2 separate regions of the Homo sapiens genome follow, and region 1 is linked to region 2. The links are chromatin loops, found by intact Hi-C in ENCODE. Cell type or tissue: A673. All regions are shown on one strand. Each heading gives the region's core, and the rest is flanking DNA. Links, peaks and the distances in the headings are about the cores only.

Evidence for each region. A loop is a pair of places that touch in the nucleus more often than their neighbours do. Peaks named below come from ENCODE experiments on the same cell type or tissue, not always from the same donor. Only the 100,000 strongest peaks of a DNase experiment are listed, where the experiment ranks them.
Region 1: it touches region 2 in a loop (2.2-fold over the local background); 4 of 110 quality-filtered maps call a loop at or near these places.

What each region holds. Positions count from the first base shown.
Region 1 is chr6:56,701,515-56,714,569 of GRCh38, reverse strand. DST (dystonin) reads left to right here. Exons shown (of 104, transcript NM_001374736.1): 6 at 10,201-10,290; 7 at 10,824-10,922; 8 at 12,605-12,682. Among named protein-coding and RNA genes, the nearest start is that of DST-AS1, 140 kb to the left of the region's middle. RefSeq lists an enhancer at 100-149. In A673, for the core only: a CTCF peak has its summit at 5,376 (motif pointing left); a DNase peak (open chromatin) is centred at 5,369.
Region 2 is chr6:57,016,118-57,029,172 of GRCh38, reverse strand. It overlaps BEND6 (BEN domain containing 6), which reads right to left. Exons shown (of 7, transcript NM_152731.3): 5 at 11,774-11,966; 6 at 10,616-10,752; 7 at 1,827-3,091. The coding sequence ends at 10,625. Among named protein-coding and RNA genes, the nearest start is that of KIAA1586, 24 kb to the left of the region's middle. In A673, for the core only: a CTCF peak has its summit at 7,863 (motif pointing right); a DNase peak (open chromatin) is centred at 7,872.

The sequences.
Region 1 (13,055 bases), core at 1,963-9,962, 310 kb after region 2:
TTGTCACTTTAAAAGGGAGTGTGCTCAGACAGGGGCTGGAGAGAAAATAACTTCCACTTAGATTTCAGCTTTAGTAAGAGACATCAGTGCAGTACCTCTTCTGTGACACTGGGCTTTTACAACTGGGAAAACTAGTTTTTAAGCATCTGTGGTCCGGAGATCTCTGTTGAGTAGACTAGAATCTGAAAGTTTGGCAGACTTATGATGTCATTTAGGAAGTGATCACTTTGAAACTTTTAATCCTCCTACAGAAAGTATATTTCTGTTGCAGAGATTAATTTAACAGGAGTGTATATAGCATCTGTCAAATTTTTAATTAAGTAATTAAAAGAATAAACCTGTATTTATAATTCCATTCCAAACATATCAGTTCCCCAGATATGATTTTGGGTGGTTTTATTTTAGAAAAATATGAATCGTGGTACTGGGGACATGGAGTGTCATCTGGATTTAAGGAAACATTCTTTGACAGGGAAGAGGTGTTAAGCATCAGAACGGATTGTAGCAGTGGCAGTGGTATCTCATCATCTGGGGGTGTCTTTAAAAATAGTTTTAGTGTTCCTCTCCTTTTGTCAGTTGTCTTGATCATAATCCTGGGTTATTTCAAAGGTTTAATGAAGAGGATGCAACCAGTTGCTCTCAGTTGTTTATTTTCAAGGACCCAAGGAAATGAGCTTATGTTTAAAGAGGAGTGAATTAGTTTGCATATAAAGTATCTGAAAGTATCAGAGTATCGTCAAAGCCTTAAAACTATAAAATATGCTATGAAGAGACCCCTAGATTTTCCAGTCCTTGAGACTTGAAAAAAAGAGATGAAGCAACCACTTGTGTCATGCCTATCCTAATCTCTCACCTTAGGAAATAATGCTCTGAAAGGGACACCGGGAAGTGCCCATGATGGCATGACCAGAAGGTGTCTGCACTCCTGGCTGGCTGCACCTTTCCTGGAGCTGTATCTACCAGTGGATTCTGTTACTTGCCCAGCACTAACCCCGCTCTATGAGGACCTTGCTTCCTCTCGAGTCTGCAGCCTGACTCATATTGTAACCATTCCAGCAAGTGGCTCACTGTTCGGTTAAGGATAGAGCCATGTAAGACATTATCCAGGAAGTAGATGAAGTTAATTTTTGAGGTTCAGGTAGTTCTTTGATTGTGTGTGTGTGTGTGTTGAGATTATAGGTCAGGCATTGACAACCTATAGCTCATTTGACAAAAGCCCCAAAAGAGATGATTCAGCTCAGAAGTATTCAGGGTAGTTGCCACAACCAGCACTTTAATCAGAATTGCAAAGTAGTTGAAATTTTTATTTGTCACATCCTTATATTCCTTTTCTGATGCTTCTCTTCCCACTCACCAGCTGCCCAGGGTCTTCAGACTGCCTTTTACCTGGAATCATACCATGCCCTGCACTGCAGTGCTACTCCCCTACATGTTATTCCATCTTATCACCAACCATGATTAAGATTTCTTTAAAACCAATGATAGGTAGGTATAAAGAGAAAGTCAGTCTGGTAAAGTGACCTTGTGTTAGAAGCACATGACTTGAGAGGTTGCTGTATCTGTCCCAGGAGCTCTCTTTTTTTGTTGTTGTTTCAAAGACAGAATGCTTTTACTTGAATACATCTCTAAATTTATAATGATCAATTTGAATCTGATTTATGAATTTGGTATAACGTTACAAGAGAGTCATTAGCTGGGAGGATTTGATGAGGAAATACACATTTTTTGAACTAGTGTGAATTTTGATCATGATATAAATTTAAATAAAACTAATTTAAAATTATTTAAAATAACCTTTGCATGATTTTTATTTTAAAGTATTTACAATTCTGTTTTAAAAGCTTTTCAGTAAAAGCTGGAATTTAAAAATATAGTGGAATCTCTTTAAAACAGTGGTGGTAAAGAATAAGACTGTAATGGTGTCATTATAGACTACCTGTGTCAAGCAGACTTTGTTACACCTAGTTATATTTTTTAAGTCATGGCACACAGATGAACTATGTCTAATTAGCTATTAGTATTATAATAGCATTCTACTTCGTTGTCATTATTTGTCTTTATATTACAACCACACATTTTCACTTATTTCCATCAAAATTTTGTTTCCTTGATTAGGTTTTCTCCTTAGACACGTTAAGTGATAATGACCCTTGCTTTCCCAGCTTTTTCTTTCTTTTGCCCAAATTATGAGAAAGTAGGAGGAGTAGGAAAAAGGTGAGCATAGTAAGGATATGGATTGGTTTCTCCTCTTTTCCTTATGCTGGTGTTAAAAATTGCTCTTGACATAGTAGTACTTACCATGATTTTTTTAAGGTGAAAAAGAGTTTAAAGAAAGATTTATATAAGTAATGAGCTAGGAGGATATTTGAAAAACCTGTAAAAGGTAATGCCCATATTCTCCTGCCAAACAGACAGAATACTGGAAAGAAGCATCCTTAGTCTTATCTAAAATACCTCCTCCTATTTTTTTTTTTTTTTTGAGACGGAGTCTCGCTCTGTCGCCCAGGCTGGAGTGCAGTGGCGGGATCTCGGCTCACTGCAAGCTCCGCCTCCCGGGTTCACGCCATTCTCCTGCCTCAGCCTCCCGAGTAGCTGGGACTACAGGCGCCCGCCACTACGCCCGGCTAATTTTTTGTATTTTTAGTAGAGACGGGGTTTCACCGTTTTAGCCGGGATGGTCTCGATCTCCTGACCTCGTGATCCGCCCGCCTCGGCCTCCCAAAGTGCTGGGATTACAGGCGTGAGCCACCGCGCCCGGCCACCTCCTCCTATTTTTAAAAGATTGCACAATAATATTTATTAGCTGTTCTTCTCTCTCTCATATGTGGAATGGGTAATGCTGATGCCTTTACAAGCCGACGCTCGTTTGTTAGACATTGTAGTGTGGAGTTTGTCAAGAATACATCTTTAATAATCTGTCCAAGGAACTGGACAGATACCAAAAAAGATATACTATGCAGAGTATATTGATTTCTGAATTTATTTCTCCCTTTCAGTTACATTACATTATAATTACCCCACACCAAGATCTGTACAGCTATGCAAGAGATGAAAAATCTACAGGTTCAGGGGAAAATGTGAGCAAAAATAGATTTTTTATCTGTTTTCTTGATAATAAAAGGGAAGATAGGAAAGATAGAGACCTAAACTCAAACCAAACCAGAACCAACCAACCCTAACCTCAGACTGTTACAGAAAAGTTACCTATTTAAAAATATTTAAAAATTGAAATAGCCTTTTAAAAAGGTTACTGCAACCATGGCGAAACTGTATAGAAGAGAATAAAAAATACCTAGGTGAAACAGTGACTAAAATACCCCAAATCTTAAAGTGTTTATCTGTAATATATTAATAAATGTTTTTATTTTATTTAACTACCTAGTTCCACCTTGTGGTGAAAGACTAGGAAAGGCCATTCAGTTTTTGCATTTTAATTGATTATAGATTGTCTACCCAAAAGCTAAAAAGAGAAGCCTTCTTTGTGAAGGAGTGAATCAGGTCCAAAGAAGTAGACACATTATTTGTACCACCTAGTACCAATGTGGATTAAAAAAAAAACTCTCTATTATTTTATCCATTAATACCTTAAGATGTGTAACTAATACCTTTATTTCATAGTTTAAAAATAACCTAAAGGAGATGAATTCTATGTGGCCTTAATGTTGACTTAACGTAGTACCTTAAAAAACCATAACCGCCTTTTTATCATGCCAAATAAGGATATTTCCCTGTTTGACTTAACTGCACCAATTTCGAATTTATAATAATTTAGGTAGAATATGAATTGTAGTTTTATTCTTTCACAACTCCTGAAGAAGTAGTACTGAAATAAATTTGTAATGAAAAAACAACTTTAGATAAGGCAGCTACCTAAGATAATACAATGTTTTTGAGCATTTTTTGTGTGTATTTTAAAAGCATTAATTTTCTTATCAATAATTAATATGTTAATATATTGATATTTATGTTACCTCTATTTTTTCAAGTAGGCTGTCTAAGGAACTCTCCCAGGAGAACCTGACAGCTAATTTTTTATGAACGTACTTGTTTGATGTAAAAAAATTGCATTGAAAAATATTTTAATTTATAATTTTCACTAAAGCAAACTATCCTTCTTCTCGTCACCCAGTTAGTATAAGCCAGTGAGGCGATCTCATTTGGGACAAGCCTTCTTTTATTATTTATGTTTCTTTCTAAAGATAGCTGATTGTTTTCCAGAATACTGTATCCTTTAGATATAGAACTTCTTTAAGAGCGGACTGTGAACCCTTTATGTGGCTGATGTTTTGCTCCCTACTGCAGAGCTCACTAGGATGCCTGCATTTTACCCAAGGTTCATTAATGGAATGACTCTTCCAGTTTCCTTTTTTTCCTGAGGGACCTTTCCTCTATTATTGTGTACAGATTGGGCTCTTGATTTTACCTGTGATTGATTTGTTTTTGCTTAAGATAATAGTTTACAGGGAAGCTTTTATATTGGTCAGAGATATTATGGCCTCATTCTGTTTAAAATTCGTAGTTTTCTTTGTGTAGGAAAAGTTCAAGCTTCTTAACCTGGGATATAAAGCCTCTATGTCCACCGGCGCATCGTTCCAGCCTCATCTTCCACCTCATGCTTCATTGACTTCACCACTGCTTTCCTTCCTTGCAACTCATATGTAGTTTTGTGTGTCCTTGCCTTTTTCCTTTGTTCTTGCTCCTCCCTCCACCTGCAACATTCCCATCTTCTTTGCTGGGAAGACCTCAGACTGGGTTAAGCTCCTCATAGCTTCCTGAGTGTTCTCTGAATGCATTTATTTTATACTGCAATTTCTTGCCTAAATTTCTTTCATTTCAGATTACAGGCTTCAAGAGGTGGCACTCTTATTATTCATCTTTGTACCCATAGAACTTAAAGGATACCCTGGCATATGACGGATGAATGCTCAATAAATAGTTTGTGACCTGAATTGAATTGCAGCTAAACAATAGTAATAAGTTTAAATAATGGGAAGTCAAATTTTTGTGAAATTTGTCTAGATTAACATCAACCACTATAATGTCAGACTTTTAAAAAAGGAAGTTTAAACATTCAGCAAGCAGTTATATAATGATTCTCTTTTCTTCAAAGTTGAATTTGATTTAGCCTATATAAAACCAAACAGTTATAGGTTAACAAAAGGAAATTTTCAGTGTAGTATTTTTGATAAGTTAAGCCATTTAGGTAATACAGACCTGGCATGAGCTAATGTGTTCTCACTCCAAAATAAATTTGAAATATTGTCCATGTCATCGCCAGCATCTTGTTTAGAATTTTTGTTGCCCATAGAGTGTTTTCTAGTCTATTTTACTTTCTTGGGATATTCTTTTAAGTAAAAGATTAGTGCCCCCTAGAGGTAAACTCTAGGTGCAATGCTATATACATATTTTTTTGAAGTACTGCAAAATTCTACGAGAATTGTGTGAAATACAGAAAATGCTGTATCAGCCTTGTTATGTAATTCAAGTTATGTAAGTTAATCCCAGAGTATTTCATAGTGCTTTTACTTTGCTCGTCACTTCCTCTAGCACTATTGATCCAGACAGTTTTTTGTCCCATAGGGAGAACATATCCAAAAAGAGAAAAAGGAATGCTTTATTAAAAACTGAAAATGGAATGTTAGGGATATTGGCGGTTAGTATAGTCATCTGTGAAGGAAAGTTACCAGGCCCAATGCCTATGACTCACTCCTAGGGTAAAATAAAAGCTTTTCTATGTAGGCTTAGCTGTCTACTTTCCCTTCTTTTCTTTCCCTTAAATTTCTTGCTCGATCAGATTGGAACCCCAATTCTTTCCCCTCAGTTCATTCCCGACCACCCTTTACCCATAATGTTGATTTTTAATTTTTAATAGCATCCTCTTTTATTCCACTCATTTGTGCTGAGGAAACTGACTCAGTATTATAAAGTACTTAGCACAAGGTTAGGCATCTAGTAGTAACTCATGGTGTGTGTGTTTTTGTTTATTATTGTTAGTGACATTTGCTTTTCGGAAAATGATATCTTATATTTTGTAGGATGTTTTCCATATACAGTATTTCTGTGGACCCTCAGAATAGTCAGCTGAGACAGGAAAAGCAGGCAGTATTGGGGATAGCCAGTGTCTTTGGATTTTTTTCAAGCATTATAGAAGTTAAATTAGTTTATTTCTGCATTTTCTTCTAAAATTCTTAAAAAATTAAGCCATAAGTCTTAAGAGTAGCTTTTATTTTATACATTTTCTAAGTTGACAGGTCATTGATTTTTTAAAATGATAATAATTTGATTTAAAGATTACAGACTTTTTGTTCTCTAGGTTGAACTAGGAGTTTTCTGTTTTCCAACCTTTATTTTAAAGATAAAAAAAACCCTGAAGCCTAGAGAGTTTAGGCTGTTGGTACAAATTCATAAGGCCAAGGGCAGAAGCAGGACTAAAATGTCTTTTCCCTTATCACAGGTTTTCTCTTTTCCTAATTTAGAGGGAGTCTCACTCTTTTGCCCAGGCTGGAGTGCAGTGGCATGATCACAGCTCACTGCCACCATGCCCAGCTAACTTTTTGTATTTTTAGTAGAGATGGGGTTTTACCATCTTAGCCAGGTTGGTCTTAAACTCCTGACCTCATGATCCACCCACCTCGGCCTCCCAAAGTGCTAGGATTACAGGCGTGAGCCACCACACCCGGCCATCTTTTCCTAGTTTAGATTTGCATGGCTTAATATTATTATTTTCCTTCTCTAAACATGTCTGTTTTAATTTTCCTTTGTTGTCACATAAATACGATAGTAGCAAATGACACCTGGTTTTGGAAAGTTTCCCTTATGTAGAGGGTTTTGTTCAGTCTGGCAAGTCAAGTTGTGAAATTGCCTTACTATGAGATAAGTGTTCAGAATCATACCCCATCTTTAACTGTCCTGGAGTGAGAAAGACACAAGAAGTGGAATATAGAGTGAAATGTAAGTCTGGTAGGGTGTAGGCATAGTGGACCAGAGAGCACAGAATTCTCAGCACTATTACAATCCTGGAAGTCCCCAAAGTAATCATGTGCTTGGATTCTACTGTCCTTCTGTGTACTGAGGATATCAGACCTGCACAATAAAGCCATTTATTTTGAGAGACAAAGCAGCTGGCTGAGGATCAGGAGCTGTATAATATTGTTTATATAAATATAATCTTTTAGTGTTCCCATTCAGGCTCTTTTAGAGTTTGGCTGCTTTCTGGTTATATTGAAGATACGCAGAGAAGTACATAGATTTAGAATGTACATGACATTCACAAGCTTAGCTTTTCTGCCTTGTTTTTAAGTAGGCCTTAGCCTTATAAATTCAAGCTTGTGCCTTAGAACGGGACTGGGTGAATTCTTACAGTGCTCTAATACAAGAGTCCCCAACCCCCAGGCCACAGACAGGTACTGGTCCGGTCCATGGCCTGTTAGGAAGTGGCCTGCACAGTAGGAGGCGAGCATTGGGCCAGCCAGCCTTACCACCTGAGCTCTGCCTCCTGTCAGATCAGTGATGGCGTTAGATTCTCATAGGAGCATGAAACCTATTGTTTTGTTTGTTTGTTTTTTGAGACAGAATCTCACTCTGTTGCCCAGGCTAGAGTGCAGTGGCATGATCTCGGCTCACTGCAACCTCCGCCTCTTGGGTTCGAGTGATTCTCCTGCCTCAGCGTCCCAAGTAGCTGGGATTACAGGCATACGCCACATTGCCCGGCTAATTTTTTTTTGTTATTTTTAGTAGAGATGGGTTTTGCCATGTTGGCCAGGCTGGTCTCGAACTCCTGACCTCAAGTGATCCGCCCACCTTGGCCTCCAAAGTGCTGGGGATTACAGGTATGAGCCACCACATGGCTGTGAACCCTATTGTGAACTGTGCATGTGAGGGATCTAGGTTGTGCTCTCTTTATGAGAATCCAATGCCTGATGATCTGAGGTGGAACAGTTTCATCCCAAAACCACCCTCCCCTGCATCTGTGGAAAAACTGTCTCCCATGAAACCAGTCCATGAGTAGGAAATTGCAGTATTAGTACTCATTTCCCTAAGTGCTTATCTGTTCGCGTACATATCATGCATGTAATAGATATGTTCCTGAAGAGGCCCTTGAAAATTGATTCATCTCTGAAATACAGTTGAGAAGTTGAGAGAGTTGTCATTTCATGGTATCTCAAGGTAAATATTCTAATTGAATGGATAACTCCTTTGTAACTTATTTGGTTATTTACAGGTTTTTCTTTCTTTCTTTCTTTCTTTTTTTTTTTTGAGACGGAGTCTCGCTCTGTCACCCAGGCTGGAGTGCAATGGCTTGATCTCGGCCCACTGCAACCTCCGCCTCCTGAGTTCAAGTGATTCTCCTGTCTCAGCCTCCCAAGTAGCTGGGATTACAGGCACCTGCCACCATGCACGGCTAATTTTTGTATTTTTAGTTGAGATGGGGTTTCACCACGTTGGCCAGGCTGGTCTCGAACTCCTGACCTCAGGTGATTGATCCACTTGCCTTGGCCTCCCAAAGTGCTGGAAGTACAGGTGTGAGCCACTGAGCATGGCGTATTTACAGGTTTTTCTAAACAAGGATTGCTCAAAATGTGTTATAACATTTTTTGGGGCTAAATAAAGTATTTTTAAACTTTGTCTTACTTTGGTATTATGACATCAGAGATTCAACTGATATTCCTTGGGAATTAGGAAATCAAAATAAAATGTCAATTTGTAAAGATGGAGACTTGGTTAAAAGTAATTTGATTCACCTTCAGTTTTGCTGTATTTCAAAGGTACTATTGACATGAACAGTTACTTTGTGGTAGAGCTATTGAGCCTAAGCTTAGTATTTATATTATTTGTAGTTAATTATGCCTAGATGGGTAATTGAATATTAAAAGGTTCTGTGACTTATGTAAACAGTGCCAGAACACTGGATGTAAAAGCTGGTAAATTTGATAAGAAATTCCTAAGGGAACTTCTTCTTCATCAATCAAAAACATTTTCTGACACTAACAAAAGATATTGTAAAACATATATATAGAGAGAGTCAACTAAGATAATAAAGTTTTATGGGATTTAAACTATTTTTGGGGACTGAGAGACTTACCATAAAAGTTTGCTTCCAGTTTACATTAGGCCTCTTCTTTGTGTTTGTGTAGTTATATAGTTTTGATTATAAGTTTAGATCTTTTCATTATTTTGTGCTATATACTCACTTGACATTTTGGAAGTGCAAAGGAGTTGGATTCATTTGTATACAGGGCTTGTGCCATGGGTGAAGTAGGTGGGATTCTGGTTCCTGCCTCTTTCCTGCCCACTTCTTTGGCTCCTTTCATGGGAGTAGCCCAGAATCACTGAAAGGCGAGAAAATGGAAATGTGCCAGTCCACTGTGGAACAGCCATCTTAATACCTGCTTTGACATTTGTCTGTCCAACACAAACCTTGCAGTGGGCCATGTGGTTACTAGAGCTATCCCTACTTGGCAGGCTAAACAAAGCTTTTGGGAAATCTTTGATGGTTTGGGTTCTAAAATCACAGACTTCTAAATCAGGCCTGTGGAACGGGGAAAGCTATTGTAGGTTGAGTGTTGATTTTGTGCTAGTGTTATTTAGTTTTGAAAATCTTCCGTTATAAGAAGACTTACATTGTGCAGAGGAAGGGTTTGGACAGAGGACTTCTAACCTGACACATACGGATTTCAAAAAATTTTTTTGAAATAATTATAGGCTCATAAGATATTGATAAAATAATATGTAGAGTCTCATACTCTTCACCCAGCTCACGTCTATGGATTTCTAAAAATGTTCCTCGGCATCCTTGAACCTGTTTTAGGCTAGAAGTAGAAGATCAACTGCGGGGGTGAAAACTCCACCCTCTTGTTAAGGTGGCACTGGTCACTGTATCGGGAATCATGAATAAAGTCAGGGCATTGTCCGTATTTGAAGAATTGTAACCCCATGTAGTAGTCCAGGCTTATGTTTGTTCTGGTGTCTTAAAAATGTAATAATTTGAATTGTCTTCTTGAATTATTAATCTGAAATTCACTTTTTTAAGTTTTTAAATTAAATTTAGTTTTTAAGTAATAAGCATTTTAAAAATTTAAAAATAGGTGCATGAATGAATACCATGTGAGGAATGTTTTCTACTTGTCTCCTTTTTATGTTTAAGAATGTTAAGGATAATTCTGAGTTCTAGGACCCCAAATTTTGCTTTTCTCTTTATAGGTTCGAAAACATGTGAATGATCTCTATGAAGACTTAAGGGATGGACACAATTTGATTTCTCTTTTAGAGGTTCTTTCAGGAGATACCTTGGTAAGTTTTAACTTTCTTATTTTATTTTGAAGAACGTGTAATCTTTTCTGCATAGGACCAGTATGTTTTCAGTACAGACTATTCAGATTTTTGCAACATTCATCTTTTGAGCTATGAATTCTGCCTGAAAAAGAAGTTTTGGTTAGATTCCTAAGCATTTTCAAACTTCAAATGATGTGAATTTGAGAGATTGAAGCACTTTGATTACTTCACTTATATAATCAGTTCTATAATTAAAATACTATTTTTGTTCTTGCTTCTTTTTTACCTTTGGGTTTTTTTGCTTAGCAGAAGTTGGATGCATAATATAACCACATATTAAAAGACTTACAAATAGCAAGAAAATAAACATTGCTTTCTGAAAAATGATCTAACCCATTCCGCAGGTGTCATTTTTTTTTTTTTTTTGGTGAACATTACTTCCCCTTCTTGTTACCTGTTCTCCTTCATTATGTTCTGTTCATGCTCTTCTTTTCATTTCTGGTCTGTCTTGTGTCTTTGCTGTCCTATCTTCTGTCTGTTATATTCATTAGCCAAGGGAGCGAGATTTTTTGAAGACCTTACGATTGGTGAGTGCAACAGAAGCATGCGAATATGAACAGCATGAGGATGTGGAGGATGAGGATAAGGGGGTAGGTGTCGCCCCCATAACTTGACTAACCTAGCCGTTCCCATGCGGTGAGCGCTAACCTGATAGAGAAGTAACTCCTGGGTTCAGGCTCCTTTTTAGAAAAGCATAGAAAGGGCCAAAACCCACATTGAGGTAGATGTGTGTGTACCAAAAAATTGGATAAAGGAAATATTTTCTCTTTAAATTATCTTCAGAGAGCTAAAATGATTGAATTATTTATACATTACTGTGCACTGCATGGTAATTAAACAGACTTAAAGTACATGATGGCATTTTAGTTAAACAATTTTATATACATTGTATATAAACATGGAAATTTTACAAGTCTGCTAATTTTTGTGCAAATTCATTCAGTTTCTGGAAGTGATATTTCAAACATAGCAACTATTTATTGCTTTTTATGAAAGAACTTAGGGAAATTTTTTTTAGTATTTAAGTTTCTGCTTTAAACCACACCTCTTGGCAATAGGTATTTGATGGACATGTTTTACCTCTCTAATATATCACATGTATTTAAAAGGGAGATTTAAAAATCCAGTATTCCAACAGAACTCACAGAGCTGTTTAATCTCCGTGACTCTTAGTTGACTGCAGCCTACCTTTGCAAGACAGACGTGCTTCTTCTTTTGTCTTCTACATACCTAGTGCCCCTTGATTTTACTGGAAATTGTGCTTTTGTTGGATCCAGTGGGTAAATTTATCAACATCGTTTCTACTTGTTATGCAGAGCTTACTTTTCCTTCTGTGGTGTGCTGTCTGTTTTCTTATGGCACCTTTGGCTTCAGCAACCTATACATATTGAAGAAGCCAAGCTGTCAATTGTCTTTTTTCTTTTTTACCTTTGGAAGATTTTATGTGATAAATTTCAGCTCCATTTTTTGTATTTTTGCTAAGCATTTCTCAGCTCTGTTTCCTCTGTTTCCTTCATGCTAACTTGTAACATTTCTTAAGGGAAATGGCATTAAGGAAAATAATTCTCATCTGTCACTTTTCCTGAGACTGAGAAAATAATTGTTTCCATCCCCAAGTAGTATAAAACGAGTATAGAGTCCTTTCTAATTATCGTAGTGTCCACTTTTGTGAAAAAGCTAAAATAAAGAGGAAATATATGGTTTTAATTGGTTTTCTCTCTTTCTCTATCATGGCTAAGTAAACCTTCTCTGTCTTTCTCCTTCTTGGTGATTTTTATACTAACTGCATGCTACTTTATCTCATTTTCATTAATATGCCATATGTATATATATATGTGTGTGTGTGTGTGTGTGTGTATATACAGTTATAAAAACCCTCTTGCTAATAGTGTTCAATAAGAAGGTAAAATGATGAATGATATTTAATTATTTTTGTGCCTCCATAGCTAAATAATTGTAGGCTAGCGTTGTTTTATTACCAAATATTAAGTGTCTGTATATTCTGTAACATCTTCTCTTTTCCTTTTGTTTAAACAAAAAATTTGTCATAAAGTATATGTTTAAATAAAACATACTTGGAAAAAAATCCCTAGTAGTTTACATTCAATCTCAGACAATATAAAGAAATTGAAACCTTCTTAGAAAATCTTATGGCCTTACCTAAACGGTAAATACTGTTTTGATATATTAAGATGAACAGAAATTATATTTAAATTAGCATGGTCTGTGATAACAGAAACTCTTTTTCATACCTGCATTTTTCTGTTCTTAGCCCAGAGAAAAAGGTCGGATGCGTTTTCACAGACTACAGAATGTACAAATTGCACTTGACTATTTGAAAAGACGCCAGGTATGATGTTTTGAAAATACTGTAATCATATAAATATATGTTACTAATACATCCACGTAGAAACATGTCAAGGAATGACAAGGTTAAATTTGCCTGTGAATTGTAACCAGTAAGCTTGTGCTTTGGTGAAGCAAATATTTAAAAATGTTTTTAAACATTTGCTCCCAAGAAAAGAAGTTAATAGTAGGGATAAGCCCAGAGGAATTATAAGTGACTACATTTCCATCTATGTAAGAACTTGTGATTTTCTTTCTGTTTGAATTGGATTGCATTTGCCTAGGAAGTTAATGACATTTTAGTAGCAATAGAATGTTAAGAATGCCTATGAACAGTTCTTAATTGTGGGGAAGCAATACTTCATTTTTTACACTTA
Region 2 (13,055 bases), core at 3,254-11,253:
ACTCTTGCAGCCAGAGGCTGCATGGCCCCTAAACCATAATTTCTAATCTTGTAGCTAATTTGTTAGTCCTACAAAAGCAGACTGGTGGCCAGGCAAGAAGAGGTTTTTTGGGAAAGGGCTATTATCAATTTTGTTTCAGAGTTTAAACTATAAATTATTTCCCAAGGTTAGTTCGGCCTATGCCCAGGAATGAACAGACAGTTTAGAGGTTAGAAGGAAGATGGGGTCAGTTAGGTCTGATCTCTTTCACTGTCATAATTTCCTCAGTTATGATTTTTGCAAAGGCAGTTTCAGTGATTTTTAGCAAATCTTTATGGGGGTCAAGAGCCCATGACATCCACAATAACTCACTGCAGCCTTGACCTCCTGGGCTCAAGTGATCCTCCCACCTCAGCTTCCCAAGTAGCTGGGACTACAGGCACAGGCCACAATGCCCAGCTAATTTTTCTTTCTTTCTTTCTTTCTTTTTTTTTTTTAGTAAAGACGGTTTTGTGATGTTGCATGCCCGGCCAAGGGCTTTGCTCTTTGTTTACAGGTCCTGAAGGGCCTGGGAAGTGCAGGGCTGGTGACAGAAACCCTTTCAAATTCAGCTTAGATCAGAGAACTAGAGGAAGCAAGGATGCACAAAAAAATTTCCCAGAAAAGCCATACCTGTCAGGATCACTGGTCTCTGTGACAGCAAAGAAAGGGCCTTTGCAAGGTTTAAAGCCCAAAAGAAAACCCTGGCGTCTCCTACCATCCATGAAACTGCCTGTAAATTGCTGGTCCAGGAAAAACTATGTCATTAAACAATAAGTGTTCAAGAAAGACTATAGTGCAGCATCAATACAAAGATTTTATAAGAAACAATTCAATAAAGCTGGAAAAATGGATAAATGCATGAAAACATTCGCAAGAAGGATGATTTCACAGAACTAGCGAGAATGCTGACCATGTCATATATCCACCACAGGGTAAAGTTTTTAGTGAAATGATCACCTCTGTGTAGGAAAATCACAGAACACACATGTAGGAACTCATGTTAGTAAGTGTTTTCTTCGGCATTTTGGCTGAACTACCTTTGTATTGAAAATGTATTTCTTATTCAGAGAACATAAAAATATTCTTGCATTTAAAAGTTTTTTCATCTGAGTCCATTTTTTGCTTTTCATTCATCTGAAAGTTTCTATGTAATATGATTTGAAGTAGGAATATAACAATGTTTTCCATTTATTAGTTGTCTCAGTATCATTGAATAAACCTTCCTTTCCCTACTTATTAAAGATTCTGCTTTAACCATATTCTTAAGTATTATACATGTGAATACATAATATATATATATATAGACACATACATGTATATGAATTGCTTGCTGGGCACTCTCTTCAGTTTTATTAGTTTTCTTATTCTGTAACTCATTTAGAACCAATTTACAAAGATGAATAAAAAATACATTTATTCTATTATCTATAAAGATATCAACATATTTCAAAATACATAAGAAAAGACCATACAAGTTCCAGTTGAATAATACGGTTATGTTTTGCAAAAGTAATTTTATTTACCTTTAGTAGGCAAAACTTACATTATCAAGTAGCATTTTTAATAAAGCAAATAGCATACATCTTAGTAAGATTATCCTTTCTCAATAAAAATATTAAATGTATTTACTTTCCTGGACGTTGTCTATATATCCTACATAGCATGGCTCTTTACAAGAAAAATGAGTCAGAGCTACATAGTCAAATCGTAATGGTAATGCCTTAATGGATGAGTGAAAAAGCTATCAGCCTAGAAAAAAATATTTCCCTAATTTTTATGCATTAATAAAGAAACAAGAAAATAAGTTTTATCTTTTAAATGGGATTTATTTATGTTTACATAAAGGTAGCAAATGTTACATAAGTTGTTTCCTTAAGAACATTTATTTTGTACAATCACATTGTTATCAAGCAAGACTTATGGAAAATTTCCTGGGTCCACAACACTGAACTTTGAAACTACTGTAGCATCCTCTTTTCCAAGTTTAAACATGACTTTGTGCACTGAAGAAGTATGGCTTCGCATTGCACAGTGGTCACATGTGACAACCTGACACCAAGCGAGAAGCCTTTTGATGAAGAATGTTTTATCTTTTGTTGAGTTACAAAATGGTACTTTCATGTGTGTGATTATCAAACCCATATTTTTTTTCAGTTCATTTCTGCTACAATAAAAATAAACCAGTTAAAACTAAGCAGTATAGCAATGTAATCGACCAACTATCTATCATGTTATATCTTATATACGATGTGTTAGGTGATATTGATGCTTTATATTACACATCTGTATTTAATATACTTTGGGCAATACAAAGTTAGAACATGTCTGGTAAATAAACAAACAAAAAGATTTCCCTGAAAATTGATGCATTGTTTTAACAATCACAAAAACTTAGGTTTATTCTTCAGAAGTGTGGTGGAATTGCTTAACATTAAAATAAAACATCTTGCTGTTGTCATTTTTTTCATATTCCCATTTTATACATTTTTAGATAACAGAATAATCCTGTAATTTTATTGCTAAAACATTATTACTTGGTTAGACATGATTATCAGATTTTGGGCTGACTTTGTTGTTCTCATATTTGCCAACATTAATTATTTCACTGTTTACTTTTGCAAGCATGTGCTTATGCTAAAGATCCAAAAACTATAATGGGAAGTCACTGGTAATAATCAATGTACAATGATTGGTTAGGACAATGACTAACCTATGGGCTGAAGTTTTGGCTGCTATGATAAGAGCTCTGACTATCCTGTTAGATTAACTGTACAGAGGGGTATTTGGGGATTGGGAAATGCTTATTTCCAAAGAAACCATATTGCATGCTTATTTGACTGGCAGAAATTCTCTGGTTTGATGCATCACTAGTACTGAGGGTGGAATCTACATGCAGCTTCTTCAGCAAGCTTGTTGGTCCCTTAGGAGAGCTCAGCAATGTTACATATGTCTTACAGCCTGTCACTGCACATGTCTGTCTTTCTCACTGCCAGGAAGGCTGCAGATTCTCCAACAAAATCCAGTGCTAGATTTAGAATTGAAGGTGCTTTGTTTCAGATACCTGTAATACCTACAAAAAGCAAATTTCAAAGAAATACAAATTTATGTTAACATTCTCGTAGTATTTTAACAGTTATATGAGTTATTTGTTTTTGTATCTACTACAAATTTGTATTAAAAATACAAATTGTTGAGGGACTCTGGTTCCAAAATAGCAGTGTAGAAGCAAGCTGGCTTCACTCCCTATCACAGAAAACCAAAAACAAACATACAGTGCCAAGATTTTCACCAGCAATATCCCAGAACTCAAGTAAGAGGATGAAACAGTTTCCCAGGCCACAGAGAAGTTAAAAAATAAAAACGAAAAGCTCCAAGCAGGTGGTAAGAGATTCAGGCTTCCTTATCCACAATAATCCTCTCCCCTAATATCCCCAGCATCAAACACAAGGAAAATTTCTTCCTGACTCAGTTTCTACACTGCAAAAAGTGAGATCAAGGTGGACAGTGAGCTTCCTCATCATCTTGAGGCACCAAATCAGAGTGCCTGTTCAGCAGGACTACACTGTAAGAGGTGTGTTCCACAGGTCCCCTGAGCATGGATCCCTAGCCAGCCTTTTCACATAACCAGGATATCCTCTTTGGGACATCCCCCATTCAGGTCAGGCAGCACTCTGATTGCTGGCTAGAACTGAGGCAAACTTGGGCTTAAGGCACCAGTTAGTGCCAAAAAGGAGGCAGTGACCTAGTTGGGAAAAAAGAGAAAATCAACTGGTATATTACAAATAAGCAAACATATCCAATAAAAACCAAAACAAGTCAGACCAAAAAGACAGAAATAAATAACTAGTCTTTCAATGCAAAGTCATAGATGTAGATCCACAAGAAATAATAGCAAACAGGAAACAATGACCTCTTCATACAGACAAAGCAAGAAATCAGTGACTGACCTTAGTGAGACGGTGATATGTGAACTCTCTGACCAAGAATTCAAAATAGCAGTTTTAGGGAAACTATGTGACCTCCCAGAAAACAGAAAAACAATTCATAAATTTATCAGAGATATTTAACAAAGAGATAGGAATAATTTAAAAAATCAAACAGAAATCTTGGAATTGAGAAATACATTTGCTGAACTGAAAAATTCATTAGAGGCTCTCAACAGCAGAATGGATTAAGTGGAGAAAATAACCTGTGAAATCAAAGACAGGCTTTTTGAAAATATACAGTCAGAGGAGCAAAAAGAAACAAGAATGAGAGGAATGAAGGTCACCTCCAAGATACAGACAATTAACTCAAAAGACCAAATCGAAGACTTATTATTATTCAAGAGGGAATCACACAAGAGCAAGGAGTGGAAAGTGCTTTTTAAAAAATAGTAACAGAAAACTTCCCAAAACTTGAGGAAGAGCTAAATATCCAGGTACAGGAAGGTCAGAGAACACCAAACACATTCAACTCAAATAAGACTACCCAAAAGCATGTAACAAATTCTCAAACATCAGGGACAAAGCAGGATTCTAAGAGGAGCCAGAGAGAAGAAGCAACTAACATATAAAGGAATTCAAATTCACCTGGCAATAGACTTCTCAACAGAAACCACGCAGGCCAGAAAGGAGTGAAACAACATTTTCAAAGGGCTCAAAGGAAAAAAAAAAACTGTCATCCAAAAATACTGTATCCAGCAGAGTTATCTTTCAAATGCGAAGGATATGTAAAATCTTTCCCAGAGAAACAAAAGCTGAGAGAATTCATCACCAACAGTCTCATAAGAAATCTAAAGAGAGCTCTTTAGTCTGAAAGACAAAAATGCTAATGTGCAAGAACAAAACATCTGAAGGTATAAAACCCACTGGTAAAATTAAGTATACAAACAAACCTAAAATTATCTAAAACTGTAATTGTCATTTACAATCCACTCATAACACCACTACAAAGCTCAAAAGACAAATGTATCAAAACAATAACATCTACAGCAACCTATTAAGAGATAGGCAATATAAAAACATGTCAATGAGACAACATAAAGTCAAAATGTGGGGTGAATGCAATTAAACCGTAGACCTAAGAAACCCCTTTATAAAGTTTTTTTAAAACTTCTTTGTAATAAAAATCGTCATCTTTTAAAAACAACTTCTTATGTGTATATTTTTATAAGCTTCATAGTAACCACAATGCAAAAACCTTTAATAGATTCACTAAAAATAAAAAGCAACAAATTACAACATATTACCAGAGAAAATCATTTAACCACAAAGGAAGACAGTACAAAAGGAAGAAAGGAAGAGAGGAGTTAGAAAATATACAAGCTACAAAATAGCAGTAGTAAGTCCTGATCAATAATAACACTGAGCCTAGGCAACATAGTGAGATCCTAGCTTACTAGCTAGGTGTGGTGGCATGTGCCTATAGTCCTAGCTACTCAGAAGGCTGTGGTAGGAAGATCGCTGGAGCCCAAGAAGTTGAGGCTGCAGTGAGTCATGATCACACCACTGCCTGGACAAGAGTAAGACCTTGCCTCAAAGAAAAATAGTAACATTGAATGTAAATGGACTCAGTTTTCCAATTAAAAGGTATAGGATGGCTGAATGCAAAGAAACAAGACCCAACTACCATGTTGCCTATGAGAAAGCCACTTCACCTATAAAGACACACATCGATTGAAAGTGAAGGTGTAGAAATAGATACGTGATGCAACTGGGAACCAAAAAAGAGCAGAAGTAGTTATATCAGGTAAAACAGGTACAAGTCAAAGACTGTAAAAAGAGACACAGGAGGTCACTTATAATAATAAGGAAGTCATTTCAGCAAGAGGCTATAATAGTTTAAAATGTCTATGCACACAACACAAGAGCTCCCAAGTATATAAAGCAAACATTAATAGATCTAAAGGGAGAGACAGATTGCAATATAATAATACTGAGGAACTTCAACACCTCACTCTCAATAATGGACAGATCCTCCAGACAGAAAATTGACAAGGAAACACTGGAGTTAAAGTACACCATAGATCACATAGGCCAAACTGATATTCACAGAATATTTCACCCAACTGTTATAAAATACACATTGTTTTCATTAACACATGGCACGTTCTCCAGAATAGGCTATATCTAGGCCACAAAACAAGTCTCAATAAATTCAAAACAGTAGAAATCATATCAAGTATTTTTTATGACCACCATGGAATGACACTAGAAACTGATAACCTGAGGGTCTCAGAAAATGCACAAACACATGGAAATTAAATAACAAGCTCGTGAATGACCAATGAAGTAATTAAGAAAAAAAGTATAAAATTTCTTGAAACAAATGTAAATGGAGATACAACATTCCCAAATCTATACTATACAGCAGAAGCAGTACTGAGATGGAAGTTTGTAGCAATAAACACCTATATCAAAAAAGTAGAAAGACTTCAAATAAACAACCTAATGGTGTACCTCAAAGAACTAGAAAAGCAGGAACAAACGGAGCCTAAACCTAGTAGAAGGAAAGAGATAATAAAGATCAGAGCCAAAAAACAAAAAACAAACAAACAAAAAAGGAGATTTAAAAAACCAGATCAATGAAAGAAAAAACTGGTGTTTTTAGAAGACAAAGAAAATCAGCAAACCATTAGCCAGACTAAGAAATAACAAAGAGAAGGCCAAATAAATAAAATGAGACATGGAAAAGGATACATAATAACCGAGACCACACAAATACAAAGACTCATTAGAGAGTATTATGAAAAACTCTTTGCCAACAAATTGGAAAACCTAGAAGAAATGGTTAAATTCCTGGACACATACAACCTAGCAAGATTGAACCATGAAGAAATAGAAAACTTCAACAAATCAATAGGGAGTAACAAGATCAAAATTATAATAAAAAGTCTTCCATCAAAGAAAAGCCCAGTACCTGATGGCTTTACCCCTGAATCTACAAACATTTGAAGAGACAGTAATACCAGTTCTGCTCTAATTCTTCAAAAAAAAAAAAAAAAAAGAAAAAGAAAAAAAGAAAAATTGAAGAGGAGGGAATACTTCCAAACTCATTCTACAAAGTAGTATTTCCATGACACCAAAACCAGAGAAGGGCACAACAAAAAAACAAAACTACAGGCCAGCATCACTGATGAGCCAGATACAAAAATCTTCAACAAAATACTAGCAAACCAAATTCAACAACGATGTTTAGCAGCATCCCTGGCCTCTGACCACCGGATGCCAGAAGTACCACCAGTTTTGACAATCAAAAATATCTCCAGGCATTCCTAAATACCCTGCGTTGGAGGAAGGTGGCTAAATCACACCTCCCTCTCCGCCGCCCCCCACCATTTTAGCACCACTGTATTAGATCACCTATAAGTTATAATATATGTTATGTAACATTACGCCAGAGATTATATACCCTGAGGCCGCTTTGGAAATTTCAGGAGAAGGCAGTTTGGTCACTTAGTTGGATGTTATAGAGGTGATAGCCTAATATTCTGTAAATCTTATAAATACATTTTTCTTCAATGCCTGCAAGAAAGAAGTAAAAAATGGAGACAGGCTGGAAAAAAATCAAGCTCTTGCATGTGAGAGCTACAGGCAACTTTAGGGCAGCCACAGGAATAAGAAAGAATATATTAAAAAAAGGGAGGAATTTAGGCCTTACCCTCACAGACCTGAGCCATAGCTGGGAAATTGTTACCCTTTTAAATCTAAGCCACCAGTGACAACCTGAGCTCAGGACTGAGTGGAGGGCACGGTCTACCACAGGGACCATGCTAGAAAAGTAAGTTTTTCAAAGAATATTTTTGGTGGCAGGGCAGGGCCATAGGCTCCTGTGAGTTAAATGACTGAGAACAGAAAAATATAACAGTATTCCACTAGATGGTGCTATATCTGATTAATTTATCAAGCATGTCCAAATTAGGTCTTACCTGACCCTGTCTTTTCCAGCATATTTTCCTCAGTCCTTTTTGCAATAATTTGAATTCAACCATACTTAAAATGAAAGATATTTGCAAATTTAAAAAATTCCATTCTAGCTAATCTCCATTACTGATTCAAAATACATGCATTTCCAGTCTAAACAACTTGGCACTATTAAGTCAGGCTCAGGTTCAAAAGGCACAAAGTTCATAGCAAAATGTCTGTTCCTTGTTTCAATTTTAATTAATGCCATAGCTAGCAGATTTAATAACACTTCTATTGTTAAGTACAAGCAAAACTGATATAAAAATCTCTTAACTTTCACTTCTTTAACATTCTGCTGGCTGATATAGTCAGAGATGAGTTTTGTGCCTATCCTTGGAAGTCAGAAATATTAAAAAAAAAAAAAAAAAAAAACAAGAGTTTAGGATATCAAAATGCTTTACAGACCTCTGAAATATAACAGTGTGCCCCAAAAGATAGCCACTTGACTTGGAGGTCTGGTAACATACCATTTAGAAAAGGAAATTGCCGGTCACGGTGGCTCACGCCTGTAATCCCAGCACTTTGGGAGGCCGAGGTGGGCAGATCACTTGAAGTCAGGAGTTCGAGACCAGCCTGGCCAACATGGTGAAACCCCCGTCTCTACTAAAAATACACAAATTAGCTGTGTGTGGTGGCGCGGGCCTGTAGTCCCAGCTGCTCGGGAGGCTGAGGCGGGAGGATTGCTTGAACCCAGGAGGTGGAGGTTGTAGTGAGCAGAGATCGCGCCACTGAACTACAGCCTGGGCTACAAAGCAAGACTCCGTTTCAAAAATGAAAAATAAAAAAGAAAAGACAAGGAACTTAGTTACTGGGTGGAGTGCTTTCTGACATTTGAGGAGTTCAAGGTGGAAGGATTGCTTGAGCTCATGAGTTCAAAACCAGCCTGGGCAACAAAGTGAGAACACTGTTTCAAAAAAAAAAAAAAAAATAGAGAACTTGGTCATTATACATCAAGGTAACTGGGTGGGTAACCTCATGTCAAAATAGGAAGTACTAAGGGCATATTTAAGCAATTATCTAATAATTGAAAAGTTGTGAGGTCACAATCTACTGAAATTTATAATCACTTGGAGAAAAAAGATACAGGTAACCTTATCTTTTATAACTTCTTTTTTTGGAAACAAGGTCTCACTCTGTCCCCCAGGCTGGAGTGCACTGGCAACATCACAGCTCACTGTAGCCTCCACCTCGCTATCCTCCCACCTCAGGCTCCTGGGTTACTGGGACTACAGGTGTGCACTACCACGCTGGGCTAATTTTTTTTCTTCCGTATTTTATAAAGATGGGGTCTTGCCATGTTGGCCAGGCTGGTCTCGAACTCCTGGGCTCAAGTATCTGTCTGTCTCAGCCTCCCAAACCATTGGGACTACAGGCGTGAGCCACCATGCCCAGCCATGTTCTCTAACTTTTAAAGTCAGTCTAACAGTATGTGTGAGCCAAGGGAAAGAATTTCACTGCAGTTGTTACAAGTAATAGTTTTTTGATTTGTTTATGTTTTTGTTTCAGGAAGACAGACATTGTTGACTCTCGGCAGAGCTGGTCTTAGTTGTGTAGCAAAATAGATAAGGGACTCTTGGGGGAGGATGGGAGTGGTAGTCAGTAACATGTAGGGCGTTTGGGGCAGGGGATTACTGCATTACATTCAGCTCCACATCTCATTTAAAACATGGTCAGAAGAAATGAAGTCAAGTAAAATGGTCTCGAAAGTGGCTGGTATTAGGCAGAAGACAGGCAAAGTACAAGTCAAAGATAGAAGTGGAAGGAAAATGGAAAGAAAAAAGGAATATCTGTGGTGGGCCTTACCCTCATGTGTTACCCACATGCCTCTATTAATCAATGAAAATTTTAACACGTCATACACATGGTTTCACGTATTTTCCATCAAAATAGTTGAGAGAGAGGAGGGGTAAGTAAAAGTGAGCTAGCCAGGATAGTGGGTGGCAAAATTCCACTTCACAGTTTTGCCTGGGTCAAGGCTTGACTAGAAAGTCTATTTACTTTAGAACTCTCACTAAAAAATTATTCTTTTTCTTAGTATAGGACATGCATCTTGGTAAAAATCCTTATTAAACAATAACAACTAATTTAAAAATTTAAAGACCATGCGAAGCAACATGTAGGATGGTGGAGAAGAACGCTGCACACTTCAGCCAATAGTTTGCACAACTGTCAGACCACTGTTAGAGCTAGCTGTAAGTTCAGTCTCATCGATGTACTTCAGATTTCCCAAGGGTCTAAATCTCCTCTGTCCTAGAGAGAAATACTTCTTAAATTGTCATGTGTCCTTCCTTTGGCTCCTTTCTATCCCCACCAAGTTAACAGGATTCTGTGAAAAAATTTCCTCAGTAAAACACATTTGGAAAACACTACATACTATATCCCTTTCTTAGAGATTTCTGGTGCACATGAGCATGTTAAAAGGGCATCAAAATATCTGAGAGGTTCTGAGGAAGAAAAACTGAACCCAGCATTTTCCAATTCAAACCCCACTCCCAGTTCTCCCCTTTTGCCACCAGGAATACCTATTAGCTTTTCATGGGTCACTAGTATTTTCTAGTAGAGTGATTGGAAAATGCTATTCCAATAAAATAAAAGTATTATGACATTTTCTTGCCACATTGAAAGGACTGAAGATTTAAAAGACTTACCAAAAGGATCTATTTAATATCCTGAGAGTTAAGATTTTTGCTTAAATTTGGCTTCTTGGTACAGTTGTTTAGCTTTTGCCCTATCATTCTCCTAATTGAAACATCATCCGTATTGGGAAATAATTGTTTTGTTACTCCTGTAAAAAACCAATAGCGACACATGAGAAACTTCATGAGTGCTTTGCATCTTAGGGTATGAACTGAGGTAAAACATCAAGTATTCTACATTATAATTTTTTTTCCATTTTACAAAAGTAGCCCAAACACCCATGAGCTATTTAAACAGATGAATATATAGGCAGGTTTTTCTAAGTAAAGCAAGAGATATCAGAAGGTCTATATTATCAACTGAGATCCTATGGTAGTGATTAACTTTAATCCTCCTACTTGCTTTAAACTCTAAGTCCTCTTGCTCTAAAATGTTAGGAATGTATTTTTATCCATTTCCAACATTAATTGAAACAACTAAACTCTGACTGATCTTTTTCTGTATCTGTCTGCCTCAGCCTCCCAAACCATTGGGATTACAGGCATGAGCCACCACGCCCAGCCATGTTCTCTAACTTTTAAAGTCAGTCTAACAGCATGTGTGAGCCAAGGGAAAGAATTTCATTGCAGTTGTTAGAAGTAGCAGTTTTTTGTTTCAGGAAGACAGACATTGTTGTATGTTAAGAAATGACATATATAGAGCTAGGATTCAGAGAATCCTTACATTTGTCAGATGTTGCCAAAAAATTAATTGGATAATCTAGATTATATTTAAGGAGATTCATTAATTTAAAAACCATAAATAGGATGGTCAAATTAGCCTTTATCTTTCTGGAATGAAAGATAAGACATATAACAAAAGCAAGGAAGAAATTGTTATTGAAATTTTACTTTAAAAGATTGTGAAAATTTACATTTCCAAAGCTATAAATTGTATGAATTGAAACCTTTTGGTGATATAAAACTTAGTTTCATTTTAATAACCATTGTTAATGTAAAGTTTTTCTATAAAATTTCCCATATTTAATGAGAGCTTTAGACTATCCTAAGATTTTTCTTTCCCAGAAAAATAAACTTTAAAAAATAAAAGGACCATGAAAGACTATCTTGACCTTGAGTGGTAACATGATTTAAAATTCATACGACAATATAACGCAATCATATTATCACCTATGATTTCTTGGACTTCATTCTGATTCATAGCTGGTTTTACAGCTTTGTCCCTTGAAGTAGAGGATTTTGCCCCTGTCAGGCTGTGAGTGGCCATGTATTCATTTGTGTAAAGTACTTGCATTAAATCATTAATAAACTTCTGAGGCTTGCTCTTGTTACAACGGGCAATCTGCCATTTTTCAATCTGGAACTAAAAAGATAAGAAAGAGTTGAAGTTGGAAAAAGAAAGTGCTGTATGGAGAAATATGTTACTAATTGAGTTAAGGCATAAAAGAAAACAATGTCAACATTTTTTAAGGTAAGATATTATATATATATTTTAATATATATTTTACATTTTAATTTAATATATATTTTACATGTCAGGGATTAGATTTAAATGTTATCTTTGTGATACTCTTCAATATTTATGAGGTATTTGTTATAGGGTGTATACAAATTCTTGTCATGTAAACTGGATTTGGTCCTTTCAGGCTTAGTCCCATACTCAGTGCTTCATCGTAAATGTAGTAGGCAGAATAATGGCCCTCTGAAAGGTCACATCCTAATCCCTGAAACCTATAACACGTTGCCTCACAGGGCAAAAACAATTCTGTAGATGTGATTAAAGTTAAGTACCTTGAGATGGGAGATTATCCTGGATTACCTAGGTGGGCCCAATTTAATCACATGAGTTCTTAAAAGCAGAAGAAGGAAGCAGAAGGGCAGATCAGGAAAAAGAGACAGAAGAGGGAGGGAAGATCTGAAGTGTGAGAGGGACTTCACTTGCTGTTGCTGGCTTTGAAGATGGCCGAAGTGGGCTGTGAACCAAGGAATGTGATTGCTTCTAGAAGTAGGAATGGCCTTCAGTTTACAACCAGCAAGAAAATGGGGAATTCAGTTTTACAACCACAAGAAAATGAATTCTACCACAGCCTGGATGAGCAGGAAACAGATTCTGCCCTAGAGCTTTCAGAAAGAAATGCACCTGCTAACACCTTGACTTCAGTCTAGTGAGACCTGTACCAGACTTCTGATCTATAGAACTCTAAGATAATAAATTTGGGTCATTTGAAATCACTAAATTTGTGATAATGTGTTATATAGCAATAGGTAACTGATACACTAAGATTCAAATATTTTGAATGTCAGATTGTTAGTTAATATTTATCATTTTTGATGGTATACTTACTGAGGCTACCTGATTCTAACAAAACTCCTGTCTTTTTAGCATCTGTGTCTTGATTAAGTACAAAAACAGAAAAAGAATTGTGTTCAGCCAGCATGCTGAGGCTGAAAT